Linked DNA regions of Homo sapiens: region 2 is linked to region 1. A link is an interaction called in ENCODE POLR2A ChIA-PET data of the cell type or tissue named here. Cell type or tissue: OCI-LY7. All regions are shown on one strand. Links, peaks and the distances in the headings refer to the core of each region. The heading gives the core; the rest is flanking DNA.

Region 1 (11,034 bases), core at 2,079-10,078:
TTTCTGAAGATCTGGGTATTTGGGTATCCCAAGATTTGGGAAGATTTATAAAACAAGATCACACAAATATAGACCAGTTGGAAGGGGTTGGGGAGAGATATCATGAATAATAGTAAAATCAGAATTATATAAAATCTAATTTTTTAATATTTCCAATCATCATAATTATCATCACAAATTAATAGCTTAAAATGTGCTTCTAAGAAGATCTCTCTTCCCATAACTAGTGTTAATAAACAGATTTTAAGGTATTTATTTAAAGCAAAAACAAAAACAAAAACAAAACCCACATTTGGCAAAAGACATAGAACTACAGAATCAAGAGGCTGATTAAACCCTATATGGGATAAACCCAAAGAAATTCATAAATATTGTATTGTGAGATATATCATATGTCATGTCTGTATGATATTTCATACACATATACAAATACACACATCACACACATATACATTTAAATAATCTTTCTATATTAATAAGTATATATACATAAATTATAAATCTCAAGATCCATAAAGCAGTTTTATAAATATATAAAATATTTTTATGTCTATGATGTGTTTATATATATGTATATATATGTTTGTGTGTAGACACACACATGTATATAGTTCTGGAAAAAGAATAAGGAATACTCCATGTCACACCTACACATACTTTAATAAACCAAATGATAAAGAGAAGAAAGTACAAAAAACATAAATATTTTCATTAGAGAAAAATCAAAATCAGCATTTCATAGAAGTTTCATTTCATTTAATACTTACGAACGTCTTATGAGATAATCATTATCACATTTATTTCACCAGTGAGGAAACTGAGATTTAGAAAAAGTAAGGGATTTACCTAAGGTCATGAAGTCAGCAGATATCGGAGATGAAATTAGATCTCAGGTCTTCTTCCCATCTCCAAGCATCTGCTATTTTTATCACACTAAACCATGTTATCCAGGCAAATAATACAATTTTAAATGTGGAAAAGTATTTGAAATTTTCCAATGGCTTCTGCACATGTTCATTCTTCAAAGTGATCCTGCACATTTGGAAGGGTAGACATTATTCATTCTACTTTACACTTAATGGAACTGAAACAGCAAAACATAAATGACTTGCCCAAGGTCAACTGATACATCAGGGCCAAAAGCCAAATCTCCAATTTCCTGAGCTGGAGTTATTTTTCACATCACATTCCTCCTAGTGAAGCTATAAAACAACAATGTCATTGCATCCCTAGGAGTTGTCAGAGGAAAATCTCACCAGCTCGGGAAGTGGCATTGGGCAGGAAAGGGGTGGGGGTGACATGGCTGTGACACAGAACTAACTGGAGTCCTGGAGGGGAGGGAAACCCTTCCTTCAGGTGAGGCAATAAGCCACATCCTTGACTATTTGTGTGAACATTTAGAAGAGTTCCCCTGGTACCTTCCACAAGAATTTGTCTTTGGCCTATTCTTGTCATTTTTGGTTACAGCAAAATATTTTTCTGAGAATTTTAATTAGATACCCTTTCCTTGACTTCTTGACCTGCCAGTGTTCTTCAGCCCTGCACACTTTTAGATGCTTCCCTATATCCTGGAAGATGCAGTCTTTTCAGGATATTGTTACTATTCAGAGTAGTAAAAGTCAAACAATGATAATAACAACAGAAGGATAAAATGAATAGAGGGCTTACTCTATACCTTGCATTACATCAAGTTCTTAACATGGATTACCTCATTGAATCATCAAAACACACTGTGAGGTAGGTATCATTATCATCCCCATTTTGCAAAATTAGGAAACTGAGGCATAGAGAAGCTAGGTAGTTTACATAAGCCAAACAACTTGCAAGTAGCAGAACCAACAATTGGCTCCAGAGACTCAAACCTTAACTCTGCTGTATGTGATATCATTGATTACCCAACAGTTGCATTTTTATTGACCCCTATTAGGTAAAACGACTACTAGTATTACTAACACTAATAATCATAGTTAACATTGATTGAACACGCATTGTGTATCAAGCACTGGGCTAAGGCCTTACACTTACAATTCCATTTAATCTTTGTCAACAATTCTATGAGGCAGATATTATCAATATTACAGTCAATTAGCACAGAAAGATTAGGTAACTTATTCAAGGTCACACAGTAAACAATTGGTTTGAATTCAGGAAGTCTAACTATAGTATTAGCATAATTTTTTAATTTAAATTTTAAAAGGAGAATCTGTGGCCTATTCATAGAATTAAGCTTACTCATCCAAATGTCATTTGAACATTTGTTTTAAGAGTGTAGTGATCTACAGTGAGAACACATGGACACATGGTGGGGAACAACACACACTGTTGGGAGGAGGGAGAGCTTCAGGAAGAATAGCTAGTGAGTGCTGGACTTAACACCTGGGTGATGGGATGATCTGTGCAGCAAACCACCATGGTACACGTTTACCAATGTAACAAACCTGTACATCCTGCACATGTACCCCAGAACTTAAAAGTTGAAGAAAAAATAAATAAAAATAGAGGGCCAGGAGGTGGCTTACACCTGTAATCCCCAGCACTTTGGGAGGCCAAGGCAGGAGGATTACTTGAGGCCGGGAGTTTGAGACCAGCCTGGGCAACAAAACAAGACTTGTCTCCACAAAAAAAACAGGAAGAAAGAAAGAAAGAAAGAAGGAAAGGAGAGAAAGAAAGGAAGAAAGAAAAAGAAAGAGAGAGGGGGAAGGAAGGAAGGAAGGAAGGGAAGGAAGGAAGGAAATTAAAAAAAATTTTTTTTCACCTGGTTAGATAGATGGAAAAAATAATAATAGAATTTTTTTTTTGAGACAGTGTCTCTCTCTGTCACCCAGGCTGAAGTACAGTGGTGCAGTCTTGGCTCACTGCAACCTCCACCTCCTGGGTTCAAGTGATTCTTGTGCCTGAGAAGCTGGGATCACAGATGTGCACCACCATGCCTGGCAAAAAGAAACAAACAAACAAAACAAACAGCATAGTGTTCTAACCAGCTAAGTGAACTAGTTCTTAACAAAATCCTGAAGACATATTTAATAGCAATCACTTACAAAACATTTCAACAGAAAAGTTTCAGTGTTCCATAGCTGGTAGAGCTCCAAGACCTCTGCAAAGTACCCACTGACAGCAAATATTTCAAATCTCCCCACGGACCCATCCTATCCCACATCATAATTTGCTTTTTACTTAAATGTAGTAGAGCATCATCTCTTCTACTCAAAAGTAAAAGAAAATAATCTGAACATTTCATAAGCTATTACAGCTAAGGTATTAAACTTGCCTTAAGGAGTAACAAACAAAAATAGGCTTTCAACTGTGTTTGAGTATTAAGATTCTTAGAGCCTGGACCTTAATATTCCTATACTTGTAAAGAAAGCAAGAGAAATACATAAATGTATCAGTAGTTTTCTTTTGCTCTATGAAGGTGGGAGACTTTCTCTTTGTGGAAATGATGAATTTGGCACAAAACTGAATGAGTCATTTGATTAAGCACAAGTGAACGCCAAGCCTTCTGCTGGAGAAAGAGGTTGGGGGATGAGGAGCAACCAGCTCCAAGTCTTCATGTAGAAAGTAGTGTTTGGTGGGAGCTCTGCAACTCAGCAATCATTAAGATGAGGTCAAGGATGGTAACTCAGGGGTGGGCATAGACTGGCATATCCCCTTGAGAGTGGGGAACCTGCAATCCAGGGATAGAGAGAGGCACACCCATCTGGAATGGTCCCTGGCCTGCCACCCTCAAGGAGCCTAGAAATAGTTGGCCTCTATGGAGGTGGGAGGCCGGCAGATGTTACAAATATCTTGAATTTGTATCTACTGATATTATGTGTGGAGTTTCATGGTTTTCTTTCCTTACTGCATTATAATTTCCCTCTGTAATTTGTGAGCCTTCTGAAACGTTTTTCTAAAAAGAACTTAGGGGCTCTTGTCCACATTTGAGGAAATCTGCAAGGGAGGAAGGAAAGACTGAAAAGTTGGTGATCTGATAGTAAGAGAATGAGTATGCATATGGGAAGTGGCCAAGGAAACCAACAACAGTCAGAGCAGAAATACCAAGAATAAAAGAATCTGATAAAATTACCAGATTCCCGTAGTCATGTTTGATGGGAGCCTGGACTACTTGAATATTAAACAGGAGGCTCCTGGAGGCATCTTGAGTAGATTTACTTATTTTTTTCCTACCTTAAAAGATTCCAAATTATTTTTATTATGAACAAATAGTCACTAAGGACTCCACTATCTACACATAGTTGTCTTGGGAAGAATAGGATATAAAGAAACTAGGAAGTGCTTGTGGCTCACAGTTAAAAAGCCTTGGAATTCTATCCAAGTTTTGTCCTTCATTTAGCTACTCTGAACCTCGGTTTCATCAACAGCATGAGACCAATCATACCAAGCTTTGTATTGCTGCTAGGATGAAATCAAGTAACGTATATTAAGTGATGGAGGATTGTATTAGTTTGCTCTCACACTGCTATAAAGAAATACCTGAGACCGGGTAATTTATAAGAAAAAGAGGTTTAATTGGCTCATGGTTCTGCAGGCTGTACAGGAAGCATGGCTGGGGAGGTCTCAGGAAACATACAATCATGACAGAAAGCAAAGCAGGAGCAGGCCTCTTACATGAAAGGAGCAGAACCCAGAGGTTGAGGCGGGGGGTGCAACACGAATTTTTTTTTTTTTTTTTGGAGATGGAGTCACCCTGTTGTCAGCCCGTGTCAGAGTGCAATGGCATGATCTCGGCTCACTGCAACCTCCGCCTTCCAGGTTCCAGCAATTCCCCTGCCTCAGCCTCCTGAGTAGCTGTGATTACAGGTGCCTGCCACCATACCCAGCTAATTTTTGTATTTTTAGTAGAGATGGGGTTTCACCATGTTGGCCAGGCTGGTCTCGAACTCCTGACCTCAGGTGATCCACCTGCCTTGGCCTCCCAAAGTGCTGGGATTACAGTCGTGAGCCACCGTGCCTGGCTGCAACACACTTTTGAATAACCAGATCTCACAAAAACTCACTCACTATCATAACAACAGTACCAGGAAGGAAATCCATCCCCATCATCCAGTTAACCTCCCACCAGGCCCTCTAACATTGGGGATTACAAATCAACATAATATTTGAGTGGGGACACAGATCCAAATTCTATCAAGGATTTTAACAGTAGAAATGAAAAGCAAATCTAAACAAATAACAAAAAATAAATATTCCTTACAATCATTTATTCAATTTTATGACAAGTCCATTAACATGATTGTACACAGTACATCATCAGAGGCAATAATGGGAAATATGTGCAGGCCCACATCTTTCCAAAATGCATATTCTGTATTATCTGAATATTTCCTAGCAGACGCTAGAAAAAATAAATGCTCCTCCCCAAAGCAAAGAGTGGTCAAGTGTCCATTTCTTCTTGGTTCTACTATTGCAAGAGGAAGAATTGTTTTCTTTTAGGAAAAAAAAAATTAGCTTCCTTCAAAGGCATTAAAGAAAAAGGGAAAATAAGGTGGCCACAAATCTTATTCTGGTAAAGTGCACCTGCTTAGGTATCTTATGTAAGTCTTATTTTTTACACTCTTTCTTTACCTGAACTCCCCAATACCTACACACACACAAAAAGAACATGTCTCTCTTCCATTGACACACACAAAAAAACTTTACTCACAAAAGAAGCAGAATTGTATCTTTTTTTTTTTTAAGTAAATTGATCTCTGCAAGCCATCACTTCATTGTGCCAGGAACTGGGTTTTAAACCCTATCTTCTCATCTAGGAATTGATTTGTGTTTAAAGGAAAAATAAAGCAGGAACAGGGACATTTCCTTTTTCACGCTCATTTGAAAAAAACAAAAACAAAAAACTAATGGTGAGGTTCTGCCTGGCCTAAATGCTTTCCAAAGGAGACAGTAAGCTCCCACACAAAAAAACTAATAACTTAAAATTTCCCCCTCTCTTGTCCTCATTTGGGCTTAAAATATTACCAAGTATTAATTTTAGTGTTCTGCCTGGCTATTAAATCACAAACCACACTGGCTGGTGAGAAACGAAGAAAGAAAAGAACCATTATTCACAGGCAAACCAGACAGTCCCACAAATAGCTCTATAAAAGTAAACTAAGTTATAATTTCTCTCTCCCTCATGAGTCAGAAGAGAAGGGTTCTAACTATCCAACTATGCAAGTTTGGGGTGGGAATTTTTAATTGGACAAGCAAACAATTTACTTAGAGATAAGAGATTAGCAGAGAAAGTATGATCGGGTTGGTAAAGATTTGCCTACATTTTCTCTTCTGATAAGACGGCGATACAGAGGCCAGAGAGCCTGAGACCCGATCAGACTTCCAGATGTGTTTCCTGCCACACGTGACTGCACAGCACAGACGGTTACACTGTCATTCTACCATGTCACCGTGCCTTTCTTTCTGCCTTGTCCAACCCGTTTCTCTCCACCTGCTGTCTATGACTTCTCCTTTCTTCCCTCAAAAATTCTCCACTCTCACCCTCCATTAGGCATCTCCCTCTCCAAATCTCTCAAAATATTGCCCATTTCTATTGTATGGTCTACCCTCATTTGTCTTTCTTAGTGTTCGCTGGGCACATCTTCCAACTAGACTTTCGTAAGGTCTGTGAGAATGATGAACTTGTCCTTTCTTATCTTTCAGTTCTCTCATGTGCTTTGAACATGAAATAAGTACACTACGTTTGCTAAATGTTTTCTAATTGATGTTCTTTTGTTAGTACATCCTTTTATTTCCACCCGTCTCCTCATACACCATGGAATAAAGCCAAGAATAAAGCTGGAGTGAGGGAGATGAAATGTGAAGTTGCGTGTAGCAGGTGGAGGAAGGAGGGAAGGAGGAAAGCTCGGGGGAGAGGAACAAGGATACATGAAGACAGAAATGTACAGTCAGACTTCCCTGAACTTGAGCCCAAGAGGCAAAGAGATAGAAAACCCAGATAAATTTCATGACAGGGTTGGGCATTTCCTAGAGCAGAAGGAATAATTGCCTGGCTTTCCGGGGAACAGTCAAGAAGAGATCAAGCTTCACAAGGAAACATAACATCCGAAAAGATGCTCCCCAGGATATAACAGAGACACAGTAGTGTGCTGTGATTAGGCAGACAGACAGTCAGATTAGCACTTGTTCTCCTCTCTAAGCTCTGAAGTGCGAGAGAGAAATCCGGAAACTCCAATGTGCCCCAGAGTAGGCACAGAAGAGAGCTGACCAGAGGGGTGGAAATCTTGCTGAGGGACAGCCATGGTGAATGACGTCATAAAGCAGGCAGGCTGGATTAAGGCTGCATGGATGACATGGCAGAGATGTGAGGGGCCTACAATGCCAGCAACCCCAGGTAGGGTTAAGGCAGCAGAGGAGAACCACTGGGCCCGACCCAACCGGGAGAATAGGTAACAAATTCACCAGCTGCAGATTTTGTCAGAGGTCAACAGGGCATTCAGCATCCACCAGAGGCCCCAGCAGAGAGTACAAGAGCAAAGGAATTTTCTTCTTGCTTTAACTAAGCAAGTTAGTGCTATAGTCAAGTTTAATTGATGTCTGCAGGAGGAATCACCAAAAAGGAGTAAAACTTGTTTCCAGTTACCAGTACAGAGATTCCCAATTAAAAAAGATATGGGCAGTACAAGGGCCCCACAAACTTTCAGTCCATGTACCAAATGAAGACAGAATTCACTCCAAGAGGCCACATACACCAGATCCAATCAGGGTCAATTTAAGTTCATCATAATGCCACGTTTTGTTGTCACTTGTTTTCTGACCCAACACTTTGCCTAACTTGTACTAACCTGCTCAGGGAAATTGTATCATATTCTCAGAGGTGGAAAGGTCTTGTATAAACAGAAATAAGTATTTACGGAAAAGAGTTATAAACTGAGAGTACAACAGGTTCAAGGCTATGGCTTTTGCAGGCTGGAAAAAGTAGTCATACGTAGGTGAGTGTGTTCTCCCCCACCTTAAAGTAGGGCCCTCTTTATCCTTCCACCAAACCAAACAAAAACACACAGACAACAATTACTCTTTCAAGCATTAGCTCCCAAAAGGCAAATTTGGATGACAATTTCATGGGTGACAGAAACACATATGCCACACAGAAAATAAAACAATAATAATAAAACACACTAAACATTTCTATTTTCTTTCAAATTCCCTGTCAGATGCCAAGTTCATATTTCTTCTCCTGGCTCAATCCTTCTCCAAGATAGTCTTCAAAATCTCGTCTAGCAAAGTTCACATCTGTCCCTAAATTTGCAAACCACATTAGGAAAATAAAATCCTAAATTCTAAAATGAACCCAGTGGTAATTGAGCAAACATCTCTTCCTCTTTCTCTTCCTCATGCCTCCACCCTAAGCAGAAGTCTCCATCCAAAAATAGTGGATTTATTCACAGGGGTACCTAATAAAAGTACATTAGATGCTGCCTATATATTTATAATTGTGTCACATGCATGTAGTTGCAGAAATCTGGTTTATAACTTAGGTGTGGAATTTAAAACTAGTAAAGCGATTGTATGTTCTCATGTGCCTCACTTTGTCTCCTGTCTAATGAGACATGAGACATAATGTTGCATAGATTCTCAATGCTCAGGCATATGCACTCATGTTAATATGCACTTTATTTTAATGCCATACTGAAAGACTAGGCACAATCATAGATGCTCAAGTATCACTGATATTGTAGGCCCTCTTCCAGCTACAACCTTGATTGTTTTCATACACACATTCTTTCCATCCACATCACATTTTCATTTTTCTCCATTTTTTAAATACGTCACGATTTTTAAAATGTGATCCTGTACCTAGCAGTGGCTTATTCTCTTATAGGTCTCCAAATCAGAGACAGGGAGATGAAATAGCTTAGGTAATTTATGAGTATTCCCATCATTTTCTAATGTGAGATATTCTTAAAAGTGTCTGGCTTTTGCCCTCAAATAAAGCTAAATTGGAATATCAGTTCTGCCACTTGTTAGTTTATTGATCTTGGATGAGTAAGAATCTCTCTGAGCCACAGTAAAATAATTAATAAAGCTTGTTATTACTTGTAAGAACAACATAACAATTGAGTGCCTACCATAACATTTGTGTGAAGATTTAATGAGATGATAAATTTAAGTTTCTCAGCCAGTACCTGGCACATAGCAAGCCAGTATGTATAAACTGTCATAAGGCAGGTGCTGGGCTAAAACTTTAATGTCTGTTATTGAATTTAATCCAGACAATACCCCTAGGACCTGCATACTTTACTGTCTCCATTTTAGCCAATGAGGAAACTGAGGGCTAAAAAGGTTAAATCACTTGCCTAGGATCACACAGTTGAAAATAATGAAGGGCCAAGTCTGTGTAACTCCTTATCTGTGAGATGGGCATAATAATTCTTTCCCTACAGTACTGTTCTCAGGATTAAATGAGCTAATACTGTAACATGTAACATGTAACAGTCACTCAGTACGTTTTCATTTCCTTCCTGTTCTGCCCATGTGTAACTCCTGACTTACAATTTATCCCATCAAATTAAAAATTATTAATAACTAAGATCAGAGCAGAATTGAAGGAGATAGAGATATAAAAACCCTCCAAAAAAGCAATGAATCCAGGAGCTGATTTTTTTGAAAAAATTAACAAAATAGATAGACCGCTAGCCAGGCTAATAAAGAAGAAAAGAGAGAAGAATCAAATAGACACAATAAAAAATGATAAATTGAATATCACCACTGATCCCACAGAAATACAAGCTACCATCAGAGAATACTATAAACACCTCTATGCAAATGAACTAGAAAATCTAGAATAAATGGATAAATTCCTGGACACATACAACCTCCCAAAACTAAACTGTCGGGGGAACCCACCCCCGATAATTCAACGTTATTTCACGTAGGTTCTTTTCTATTTCCCTAAGTGTCTGCTGGTCTGAGAAATAAAGGCAAAGAGCACAAAAGAGAGAAATTGTAAAGCTGGGTGTCCAGGGGAGACATTATGTGTCGGCAGGTTCCGTGATGCCCCCCAAGCCACAAAACCAGCAAGTTTTTAATAGTGATTTTCAAAGGGGAGGGAGTGTACAAATAGGGTGTTGGGTCACAGAGATCACATGCTTCAGAAGGTAATAAAATATTACAAGGCAAATGGAGGCAGGGTGAGGTCACAGGACCCGGGTGAAATTAAAATGACTAATGAAGTTTCGGGCACGCATTGTCATTGATAACATCTTATCAGGAGACAGGGTTTGAGAGCGGACAACCGGTCTCACCAAAGTTTATTAGGCAGGAATTTCCTCGTCCTAATAAGCCTGGGAGCGCTATGGGAGACCAGGGCTTATTTCTTCCCTTACCTACAACCGTAAAAGACAGACATTCCCAGAGCAGCCATTTCAGAGACCTTCCCCTAGGAAGGCATTCTCTTTGCTGAAAAAAAGAATTCAGCGATATTTCTCCTATTTGCTTTTGAAAGAAGAGAAATATGGTTCTGTTCTGCCCAGCTCTCAGGCAGCCAGACCTAATGGTTATCGCCCTTGTTCCCTGAACATCGCTGTTATCCTGTTCTTTTTTCAAGGTGCCCAGATTTCATATTGTTTAAACAATTTGTGCAGTTAACGCAATCATCACAGGGTCCTGAAGTGACATACATCCTCAGCTTACAAAGATGACGGGATTAAGAGATTAAAGACAGGCATAGGAAATCACAAGAGTATTGACTGGGGAAGTGATAAATGTCCATAAACTCTTCACAATTTATGTTCGGGAGATTGCAGTAAAGACAGGCATAAGAAATTATAAAAGTATTAATTTGGGGGAACTAATAAATGTCCATGAAATCTTCACAATTTATGTTCTTCTGCCATGGCTTCAGCCAGTCCCTCCATTCGGGGTCACTGACTTCCCGCAACACTAAACCAGGAAGAAGTCAATAACAAGAATTATTATTTTACACCCAGCTTTACAATTTCTCTCTTTTGTGCTCTTTGCCTTTATTTCTCAGACTGGCAGACACTTAGGGAAATAGAAAAGAACCTACGTGAAATAATGTTGAATTATCGGGGGTGGGTT
Region 2 (11,034 bases), core at 1,960-9,959, 68 kb after region 1:
GCGCCTGGGTGATAACCAGGCACCACCACCCCCACTCTGTCCATTTGGTTTCAGAGTTTCTGCATGTGGTCTCTCTGCATGGGCTAGCTTGGGCTTCCTTACAGTACGGCACCTCAGGGAAGATGGACTGTTTATATGGCGGCTGACTTTTTTGAAAACATATGTGCCAAGAAAACATGATAGAAATATGTATTTTTATGACCTCATAAATCACATAGCATCACTTTCAACCAACTCTCTTGGTCAAGGAAGTCACAGAGGCCCTCCGTCTTCGAGGAGAGTGGACTTCGAGTCCCCTTTAATGGGAGGGATGGCAGCGTTACCCTGTAAGGAGAGCACACGTGGGATGCTGCAAGATATTGTTGCAGCCATCTTTGGAAAATATAATCTGTAACACAGGACAATATGGGTATGCTGCACACAGACTCGACATCAGTGCCATCATCTTAGTCCGTTTGGGCTGCTGTAACACAATCCCATAGACAGGGTGGCATGAACAACAGAGACTTATTTCTCACAGTCTGGAGGCTGGGAAGTCCAGGATCCGGGTGCCAGCATGGTTGAGTTCTGCTGAGGGCTCTCTTTCTGGTTCACAGATGGCCATCTTCTTGCCGTGTCCTGACTTGGTGAAGAGGACAGAGAAGGTGAGCTCAATCCTGCCTCTTCTTAAAACGGCACTAATCCCATCATGAGGGATTAATCCATCATGAGGGCTCCACCCTCATGACCTAATTGCCTCTGAAAGGCTCCACCATTCCACTGGAAATTATGGTTTCAGCATGTGCATTTGGGGTGAGGGGAAGGACACAAACATGCAGTTCAAAACAGCCATTATAACCTGTTTCAAGAAGGATCATAGTATAATAGTTCATATCCATTTAGCCTTCGCCATGTTCCCAGCACTTGCTAAGTGCCTTATGTGCCTTATCTTGATCTTCACAACATTTCTATGAGGTAGAGATGACTAATTTCTCCATTTTTCTGAGGAGAAACTGGGTTTCAGAGAAATTAAAGTAGCTTGCTGTGGAATATCCCTACCAACTCAAATCATAATATCATTAAAATAAAGCTGTAAAAACAAAAACACAATAAAAATATCCAGTTGATAAAAGGTTTCTCCCATACATAATTAGAAAAATATAAATAATAAGGAAAATAACTTTATATTTTTGTTCTGTTTTGTTTTAATAAAATTCTGTTCAGAAATGATCTGATGTATTGATAACTAATCCCTTCAACGTCTTCAGTTTTTATATCTACAGGCAGCGTATTGTTATAAGGTGTCATTAGTATTCAGAACGATAAAAACACTTTTTAATAAACCCTCCATTAGCTAGAATCCTATGTTCCCTGAGGACTGGAATTCACCATGGTTTTTCCCTAATTTCATTTGGATTAGAAATTTTTGTCGCTTTTTATTCCTATGATCATACAACATAAAAAATGGAAAATTCAGAAAAACTAGACCTTTCCCACTAGCTGATAAATGTTTTGCGAAGAAAATGAATCCTATTTCCTTGTTCTGTTGAACTTTTCTTAGGGGAGTTTTATTAAAGAACCATGCCATTTAAAAGGAAATTTAACTCATCTTTCTAGCCCAGTTTACTCTTATCCTTAGGATTATATGTATAGGGAGAACTCTTCACAGGAAAACATTTTGTCCAGAAAATACCCTCTTCTCTCATCCAAACTCCCTGAAGTCTACATATAATTATTGGAATCTTAACATGTTATTCACACTACTACTTCTTACAAAAAAAACTCAGTTAAAATATTGACAAAGCTTCCATAAAGTGGATCTTGTGGAATGAAAAAAGGACAAATAACTGAATGAGATTGAATAACTGCTTTCATATCTGTTTACTAAAACTTGTTTATACAAATGGTACTTGATATTTAGAATTTCTGAAACAAACCTGAACTTGAATGGAGCACCCCAGCCCTGTGGAGTGGGAATGTCTTTAAGACTTAGGGTCAGCCAGGAGAGGTGGCTCACGCCTGTAATTCCAACACTTTGGGAAACCAAGGCAGGAGGATCACTTGAGCCCAAGAGGTTGAGACTAGCCTGGCCAACATAGCAAAACCCCATCTCTACCAAAAGTACAAGAATCATCCAGACAGGGTGGCCTGTGCCTGTGGTCCCAGTTACTTAGGAGGCTGAGCGGGGAGAATCACCTAAGCCTGTGGAGGTTGAGGCTACAGTAAGCCATGATCACGCCACTGCTCAATCGTGATAAAGCTTGAGCAACAGAGTGAAACCCTGTCTCAAAAAATAAACAAATGAAACAAGATTTAGGGTTATTTGGTTAAAAAAAAAAAACAGGAAAAAATCCTTGTTCATTTATTACTTTCAGTATCTGGGTAATGAGAGCAGTTTCACCAGTAAAATTTACATGAGAGCACAATCAGAGGTAATATTAACGTTTATATGGGCACCAAATTGTGGAATAACCCAAAAGGAGATATGTAATTTCATTAGTACATCTCTCCCTGATCCTCATCCAAGCGGAATTCGTTGGATCCTCATTTGTTTATACTGTATCATTTTATCTCTTAACATATTGCATAGTAATCATTTCAAATCCTTGCTAGCCACTTACTTGTTTTGTAACCATAGGAAAAGTACTTAACATTTCTGTGCCACCATTTTCTCATCTGTACAATGGGAATAACAATAAAGTTATATCACAGAGTTGTTAGGATGTCTTCATGTTTGATAAATTAACCACTGATTATGTTTGTGTCTCTCTTCTGCACAAAACATTTAAGAAGAAAAGGAATTCAGAAGAATCAAACAAGACTCACCAAGCAGTTAAATACCTAGAAGTTAATCATATCTTATTATAGAGAGATAAATTCAAAAATTCCAGCCCTAGTGACATTTTAACAGGGCCTTGATGATACATGCTAAGATATGCATAAAGGACAATATAATAACAATCAAAGATTTTCTTCCTGAACTGCTCTTCAACCTATGTTTATTTCCTTTGGCCCTTGGCCATCTTGTTTCATTCTCTTGCCTCTCCTAATGAATTTTTCATCTTGATTCACTTTTGAACTGTTTTTTAGTTGTTAATGTTCTATTTCTTTTCCAAACCTTTCAGTAGCTTGCTGCTTCCTGAAACAGTGTTTCCTGATTTATATTCCTTTGGCATTGACCCAGATCTCCTTCCCTTCAGTGCCTCCCACCAACTACTGTGCACCTCCTCTTGCCATGTATGACCCTGACGGGCATGAATCACCTCTCTCCCTGCCTAAACCAGAAAGGGCTGGACAAGGAGCTAGCCAATATGTAAACCTATGTCAACCAGGATAGGGAGGTGAAATGCAAAATTTAAAAGAGTCATTTTATAACATTATGAGATTGGGGATAATTACCCACCCCTGCAAATATTCTTTGATTTTAAAAAGGGTCAGGGGGAAGGAATATAAACGTGGATAGACCTTACAGTTTTCAAATGTTTGAAGACACAACTAAGAATTTTGACAATTCCAGCCCCTTGTGAGAATTTGAAAAGCAGGAGTGTCTTACATCTGATATTCTTGTACAGTGAAAACAGCAGGGACATAAGAACCTGGCATAAGAACCTGTATGTCAGTCAGGGTCATACATGGCAAGAGGAGGTGCACAGTAGTTGGTGGGAGGCACTGAAGGGAAGGAGATCTGGGTCAATGCCAAAGGAATGTAAATTAGGAGACACTGTTTCAGGAAGCAGCAAGCTACTGAAAGGTTTGGAAAAGAAATGGAATATTAACAAACTAAAAAACTGTTCAAAACAGTTCAGACATAGGTCAATTTCAGGTTCTATCACTAAGTAGCATATGACTGTGACTTTGACTGAGACCTGCTACAACCTCTCATCTGTAAAATATATTTAATAATATCAACCTTACAGGAATGTTGTAAAGATTAAAGATAATATAGACCAATTGCTCAATAAAGATGACTTGAGTAAATGAGTGCTGAGAGTGCCCTGGAATTGCAAGAAAAGTCCCCAAAAGGGTGGAATCGAAGGAGCAGCTATCAGGATGGGAGAGATTAGGGAAGGAGAGGTTTGGAGAGTCAACTGCATTTCTTTGGCTTATTCATGTAAGGTAACTGGTATGGACTGGATAACCTTTTGTTTAAAAAGAATCCTGAAACCAGTGTATGACCAGCTGACAAGATACTTCCTTTTCTTTCAGAATTAGTACCTCTACAAATTCTTATTGTAATGCAAGCGAGTAAACTCAAGAGAGAATATGTGAAAATGCAAAAGGAAAACCAACCTCAGCCAACCCCCAGCCATCTAATGGCCCTGTGAGAACTTCAGCACAAAGAGAATAAATCACATTTGTTCCCACTGCACACAAAGATTGATGGTAAAAAGAATCCTACCACAGAACTCATTTATATTATAGAAGAAACTGTAATGTCAAAACTCATCCTGGGGCAAAGCACAGTAATCCAAGCACTTTAGGAGGCCGAGGTGGTAGGATCAGTTGAGCCCAAGAGTTCAAGACCAGCCTGGGCAACATGGTGAAACCCCGTCTCTACAAAAAAAAAATACAAAAAATTAGCCGGACATGGTGAAGTGCACCTGTAGTCTCAGCTACACAGGAGGCTTGGGTGGGAGGATCACCTAAGCCTGGGAAGTTAAGGCTGCGGTGAGCCATGATCACCCCACTGCAGTCCAGCCTGGGCAACAGAATAAGAGTCTGCCTCAAAAAAATAAAAATAAATAACTTTCATCTGAAGTCTGAAAGTAGATATCATTTTGTGTTTAACATAGAGAGAGGTACTGAATAGAAAACAAAGTTGTTCTGCTTTAGAAATGGGACTAAAATTTGGGGATTGGGGGGTAAAACAAAAGAGGAGAAGACTTGGAAGCTGTTATGGGCTGAATTGTGTGTCTCCCAAAATTCATAGATTGAAGCCTTAACCTCCAGAATCTCATAATGTGACTATAATTTGAGATAGGGTCTTGAAAGAGGTAATTAAGCTTAAATGAGGTCACTTAAATGAGGGTGGCCCTAATCCAATCTGATTATGTCCTTGTAAGAAGAGATTAGGACACACAGACCCTAGGGATGTGTGTGCACAGTGGAAGGGCCAGGTGAGGGTGCAGAAAAAGGGCAGCCACTTGCAAGCCAAAGAGAGAGGCCTCAGGAGAAATCGAACCTGCCTACACCTTGATCTTCGACTCTAGTTCCAGAACTGTAAGAAAATATGTTTCTGTTGTTTCACAGAATACACCCAGTCTGCGTCCTTTGGTGTAGCAGCTCTAGCAGACTAATACTGGAGATGACAGGGAAAGGACGTGAGCAGGAGTGGGCAATGCAGTGACCAAGAGTGAAAGCAAACAAGTCTAAGGAGAGACAGCCAGTAAGAAATGGTGGATAGATGGCCAATGGAGGCCACGGTAGAACCATGATGACTATTATTAAATTTTAACCTTTGGCTGGTAGTCAGTAATACTGTAATTCTACTGTACAACTCCAAAGCTTCAGTAATAGGATGCTATATATAAATATCTTGTGGGGGTTTGTGTGTTTGTTGTTGTTGTTGTTTTAGTCAATGAAGGAATCAAGGCATTGTCTGGAGGGGGGCAAAATGATTTAGAAAAAAGACTGCAGTTGCAAGAAGTGAGAGGGAAGTGAAAACTAAAACTTCAACAGCTACAGATACCAGAGCAAGAGGAGACTGTGGAGACCTAAGTTATCCAGGCAGCTGCTCCTGGGACCACTGGTGCAACTGGACAGCATGGAATGAATGCCCTGAGAGATGCTTGGTTTCTGCCTCGAAGGGCCCAGAGGGATTTTGGCATGCCTGGAAAGTGAATCTTAATTTAATTTTTAATTTTTTTAATTTTTAATTTTTTGAGACAAGGGTCTCGCTCTGTTGCCCAGGCTGGAGTGCCAGTGTTGCGATCGTGGCTCACTGCAGCCCCAATCCCCTGGACCTAAGTGATCCTCCCACCTCAGCCTCCCAAGTAGCTGGTACTATAGGCAAGCACCACCACACCCCGCTAATTTTTTGGTAGCAATGGGGTTTCACCATGTTGCCCAGGCTGGTCTCAAATTCCTCAAGTGATCTGCCTGCCTCAGCCTCCCACAGCAATGGGATTACAGGCAGAAAGTGAATCTTAAGTAGATAAGAAGAAAGGAAAATGTTTAATACATAGTTGTCATTTGGTGTACTACTTTACACTGAATCTCACATTAAAGTAAGACAATTAAATGTATCCACTGTGACTGAGCTCAGATTCCTTCTGAAAAGGTTCAGTGTAGCAGACAGTTAATGTTTGTCAGATTTAACATTAGCAGAAAATAGGAGTTTAGATGCTATATGTTAAATCTGTGCTCTCAAATTTAACAGGTGATAACCCTGATTAGACTTAGTGTCTCAATACTCATCGTTGCCTTGATATATTGCCATGTGATGAATAATAAATACGCTGATACATGATCAGTAATAAATACCTTGGCACATTAATGTGAAACATACTAGAAAGAATGAAAATGGACTGAAAAAATTCTTTCTTTGACATCCTAAATACTTCATTACCTCTAAAGCACATGTAACCGTCTTAACTAACATGCAAAACAAATTACTGTGGAACGGGGCTACTTATTTTAACATTTCACTTTATTTTTTCAGCCAGCTAAAGAGGGATCTCTATGTAAGAAGAATAGAATTTTCCATCTAGTGAAGAGATTTTGAAGAATGATTTTTTTAAATTATTGAATTTGTAGTAATTATTATTCCAAACAACTGACTTTTGAGGGCTCAAATACTGATCTTTCTATAATTGTAGTCTCGTCAGCTTCAGTTAGGTTCTCCAGTGTAATTCCTGACTTCTAAGATTGGGATTTGAATTATGCAATTTTTATCAATTCAGCAAAATGTACACATGTGCTGTGGTGAGGGTTTCATCTTTCTGAGGTTATGCTTATGGGCAGGGGAGAAAAAAAGATCTCCAATGGATAAACTGTCATTATAGCTTGGTCATAGTGGACTTTCCTAGACTTCTTTTTTACTACTTAAACAGGAAGCTAAAGAGACAAGAACTTTCTTCACAAACCTGACTTCACATATTTTTTTAAAACTGCATAAACCAGAGCCAAAAATAACTGCCTGATAACTTCTTCTTTAACTCCAAGTTACTTTCCAAATTATACCTTTTTATAACAGGAAACAAACTATGTTGATTGTATTTTGTACAGGAGTGTGCTTTCCATGATTTTCTAAAATAGACTAAAATAGAAATTTTCATAACAGCCTAATCTGAACATAAGTATTTTGCTATTTAACACTATGAACACAATAAGCTATTGTAATACATTTATTATAACATAATGTTGTATCATATATATGTGGTGTGTGTACATGTACATAGAGAGAGAGAGAGAGAGCAAATATATATATATAGAGAGAGAGAGAGAGAGAGAGTCTCTGTCACCCAGGCTGGAGTGCAGTGGCGAGATCTCGGCTCACTGCAGCCTTGACATCTCAGGATTCAAGTGGTCCTCCCACCTCAGCCTCCTGAGTAGCTGGGAATTCAGGCCTGTGCCACCATGCTTGACTAAGGGTTTTTGTATTTTTTGTAGAGACATAGTCTCGCTTTGTTGCCCAGGCTGGTGTTAAACTCCTGGGTTCAAGCAATTCTCCCACCTCGGCCTCCCAAAGTATAAGGATTACAGGCGTGAGCCACGGCACCCAGCTGTGTTATATATTTAGTTGTCAGCTTTTTTACAATCAGCTTTCATGCTAGAATTCAAACTCTGAAGGCAGGGGCTTTGTTTGGTTTCACCGCAGTTTCATTAACTGAATGAGTGAATTTCTGATTGTTACCTGCACATACTTACGTATCATGTTTCTTTTGTGCTGTAAAAATAACTAAATTAATTACATCATAATATGAAGATGGAAAATACAACATTCCTGCTGTTTCATAATTACAAACCTTAACAGAATTAATCCAAAAAAATTGTATTACTCCTTTAAGCAATACATTTCTTACTTACTGTTTCTCTAGTTTTGGATTCTATGATTTTCAAATACAAAGGAAAATAAATGGAAGAAATAATAATAAAGCTACTTGGTAAGTTCATAATTTCCCCATGGTGATGGGATAACAAAAAGGGTGCATTTTTCAAAAATGAGGAATTATCTTGTATTGGGTTTTATGTATGTTTTTAAATTGAAATGCATTTATGAACTTTCATATGTATTGTGAACAAAACCAAAATTTAAGTAGAAATATCTTTAATTGGCAATACATTTTATAATTTAAGCTTTTCAGTGGTCAGTAATTAAGTAAGAAACAGTTTTTATATTTTCTGCATTGGACAAAGTATGCTAAATGATAAGAGTAAATCTACTGTGTCTGGTCAAGCAATATATTCCAGGGAAAAAAAAAGGTACTTTTTAAAACCATTTTGACCAATGAAATTAGATGTAGTAGTCAGGCTCTTTTCTCCTCAGGAATGTTCACCAACTTCGAGTCAAACCTGCCTGCATTCAGCTCCTCAAGTACACACCCCAGGTCTTTTATTTTCTTGCACATTGTGCACATACTGTTCTCTCTCTTCTGGAACATTCTTTTTCTTGCTTTTGTAGCAAACTCCCCTGAATTTTTTATGTCCCAGCTTATATGCATCCCCTCAGAGAGGCCTTCCTTGACCACACTATCTAAATAATCTAAGTAATTCATTTGTAACTATTGAACCTAATTGTTTATTTGGATTTCTTTGTATTATTTTTTTTCCTCTCCTCCCTCTCCCCATCCAACTGAAAGGAAGAACAGATGTTATTTCCCATGAAAAGGAGCATATTTCAAGCTTTATGGTAATTTAGAGGAGAAAGATAATACTTCTTTTGGGATGGCCAGGTAGGTTTTGCAGGACACATGCTGTTTCCTTCCACCACAATGGAATAAATAACATTCCTTCTCATGGATGCTAGCTCATACAACTAGTGTGACCACTGAGGGAAAAGGGAATAGTTACCCATTGATTCCAGCTTCCTTTCCTCTATCAGCTGTGTGCAATTGCTGCCCATTTGTCAAAATTTCCTGCTTTCACTATGTTCATGTTTTCCTCTCCTTTGCTCATAAACTTGTGAACTCCCTAAAAGTTGTGATTAATAACATTTACCTTAGCTACTCTGAGTATTTGTAGAATACTCCCTTTGAGTATTTGTAGGATGGTGGAGAGTCTCATGGTAGGAGGGAGTCCAAGGTCAGTGATGTGGTAGCATTTCACTGGCTACATAAACAAAACCAGAAGAAAGACAGAGATTTGGGCTTTGGAGACCCCACAGCAACCCACCTCCCTTCGGGCCCAAGCCCATGATGGCCGTTCACTCTCATTACTCTCACTTGCAACCTGTGTGTTTATTTCTAGTTCTATAAATGTTGCTCTATAATTGTCTTTAATAAATGCTCTGTCACACTTGAGCAGGTGAGGGCATTAAACTAGCCAAAGGCCAGAGCTGTCTCCAAATTCTGGGGAGAAGGGGTTAGTGTCAAAACACAGCCTGTGTTTGGAATAAATTGTCATGGGTGTATCAGTGGGTTTGCTTTGAAGACGTAAAAGGAAAATGTGCGGCTGTTTCATGCTTCTTAGCTCAAAATCACAGTGATATACTTCTTATGTTTTCCAAGAAGAATCACATGACCAGCCTCACATTGGCATGCAAACTCATTTCCAGCCACATGAATCAAGCGAGATGGGAACACCAATGCATTTGAGTCAACAAAGGTTAACTTTGTTCTGGAGGGAAAAAGTGTTATCATAAATTCCCTGAAAGTGTGTACATGATTATTTACCATTTCCTAAACCTGAATACATTTATAAATAGTGCCATTTAGCTATTTTCAATTAAGTCTTTTGTTTCCAGAATTCTTATAGGGGAAATCCTGCATGGACCTTACCAGCTATCAAAGTCATTATAGCAGAGCTTACAGCCTGCTACAAAATTGGTGTCCCAACAATGACAAAATGGACGTCCCCTCAAAAATGCAACTGGCAGCCTTTTTTGCTGGGTTGATATTTGTTAATGCAAAGATTGGCACCACTATTCATTGGAGGGAAGCAAGGGAGAGACATAGAGACAGAGACAAACAAGGAAACAAAGTTTCTATCAATTGTTTTCTATCTAAACTATTTTTAAAAGTTGCATTTGCACTTCTCATGGAAAAGATGATGTAGCATAATTAGCACATGTGCTTATTTCCCTAAACAGCTCATAATTTTCCATCTGCAGAAAAATGTCATTTGACTTCAGTAAGCTGAAAACACTCAGGAAACAAAGGGAACATAAGCTGAACGTTGACCACAGTTTTAGATTTGATATATCCCAATATATTGCCCATCTAAATGCAGTAACTTTAGTTTGTTGCAGATTCCCAAGTCCCAGTTATTCTGCATTCTCTGCTATTATAACATACAGTAGCATTTCTCATCACGTATGTGCAGATTGTGCCCAATTAAAAGAGTTTTATTTGTAAATGTTTTTCTATTGCTGCCAATTTGTCAAATTTCCTAGCTATAACTGGTTTTCTCTTCCTTGCTTGTAAGATGGAACACCTGATAAACTAACATGATTTCCTACATTTAATGTCATATATAACTTTATGCATATATCTAAAATGTATTTCCAATGCTTTGAATTTAGCACAAACTCTGGAATCTCAGGCATTGCTTCTGAGAGATAACATTCAACTTTCAGTGAGGCCTTACTAAGTTCCAGGCACTTGGAACTAAGTAATCTTTGTATGTGTGAGCTCATTTAATCTTTACAACAACATTCTAGAGGAGGTGCTGTTTCTGTCCCTATGTACAGAAAGGCCCAGAGAGGTTACAGAGGCCCAGAGAAAGTAAACAGCTTGCTCGAGGTGCCTCAGTTAGGAAGTGACCAATGCAACATTCGAACTAAGGCAGCCTGACCACAAATCCCTTGCTCCTAATGGTAATGCTATAATATAATGTAGAATACTGAATGGATCTGTGATTTACAAAAAAAAAATTTTTTTTTTTTTTAAGATGGAG

What was found. Peaks named below come from ENCODE experiments on the same cell type or tissue, not always from the same donor. Only the 100,000 strongest peaks of a DNase experiment are listed, where the experiment ranks them.
Region 2: POLR2A ChIA-PET joins it to region 1 with 5 read pairs; 3 of 35 experiments call an interaction of 5 or more read pairs at or near these places.

The regions. Positions count from the first base shown.
Region 1 is chr4:87,879,054-87,890,087 of GRCh38, forward strand. No RefSeq gene overlaps it. Among named protein-coding and RNA genes, the nearest start is that of MEPE, 52 kb to the left of the region's middle. In OCI-LY7, for the core only: no CTCF peak of the experiment used is centred there; a DNase peak (open chromatin) is centred at 6,348; H3K4me3 peaks cover 346 bases; H3K27ac peaks cover 1,379 bases.
Region 2 is chr4:87,947,038-87,958,071 of GRCh38, forward strand. No RefSeq gene overlaps it. Among named protein-coding and RNA genes, the nearest start is that of SPP1, 23 kb to the right of the region's middle. In OCI-LY7, for the core only: no CTCF peak of the experiment used is centred there; no DNase peak of the experiment used is centred there.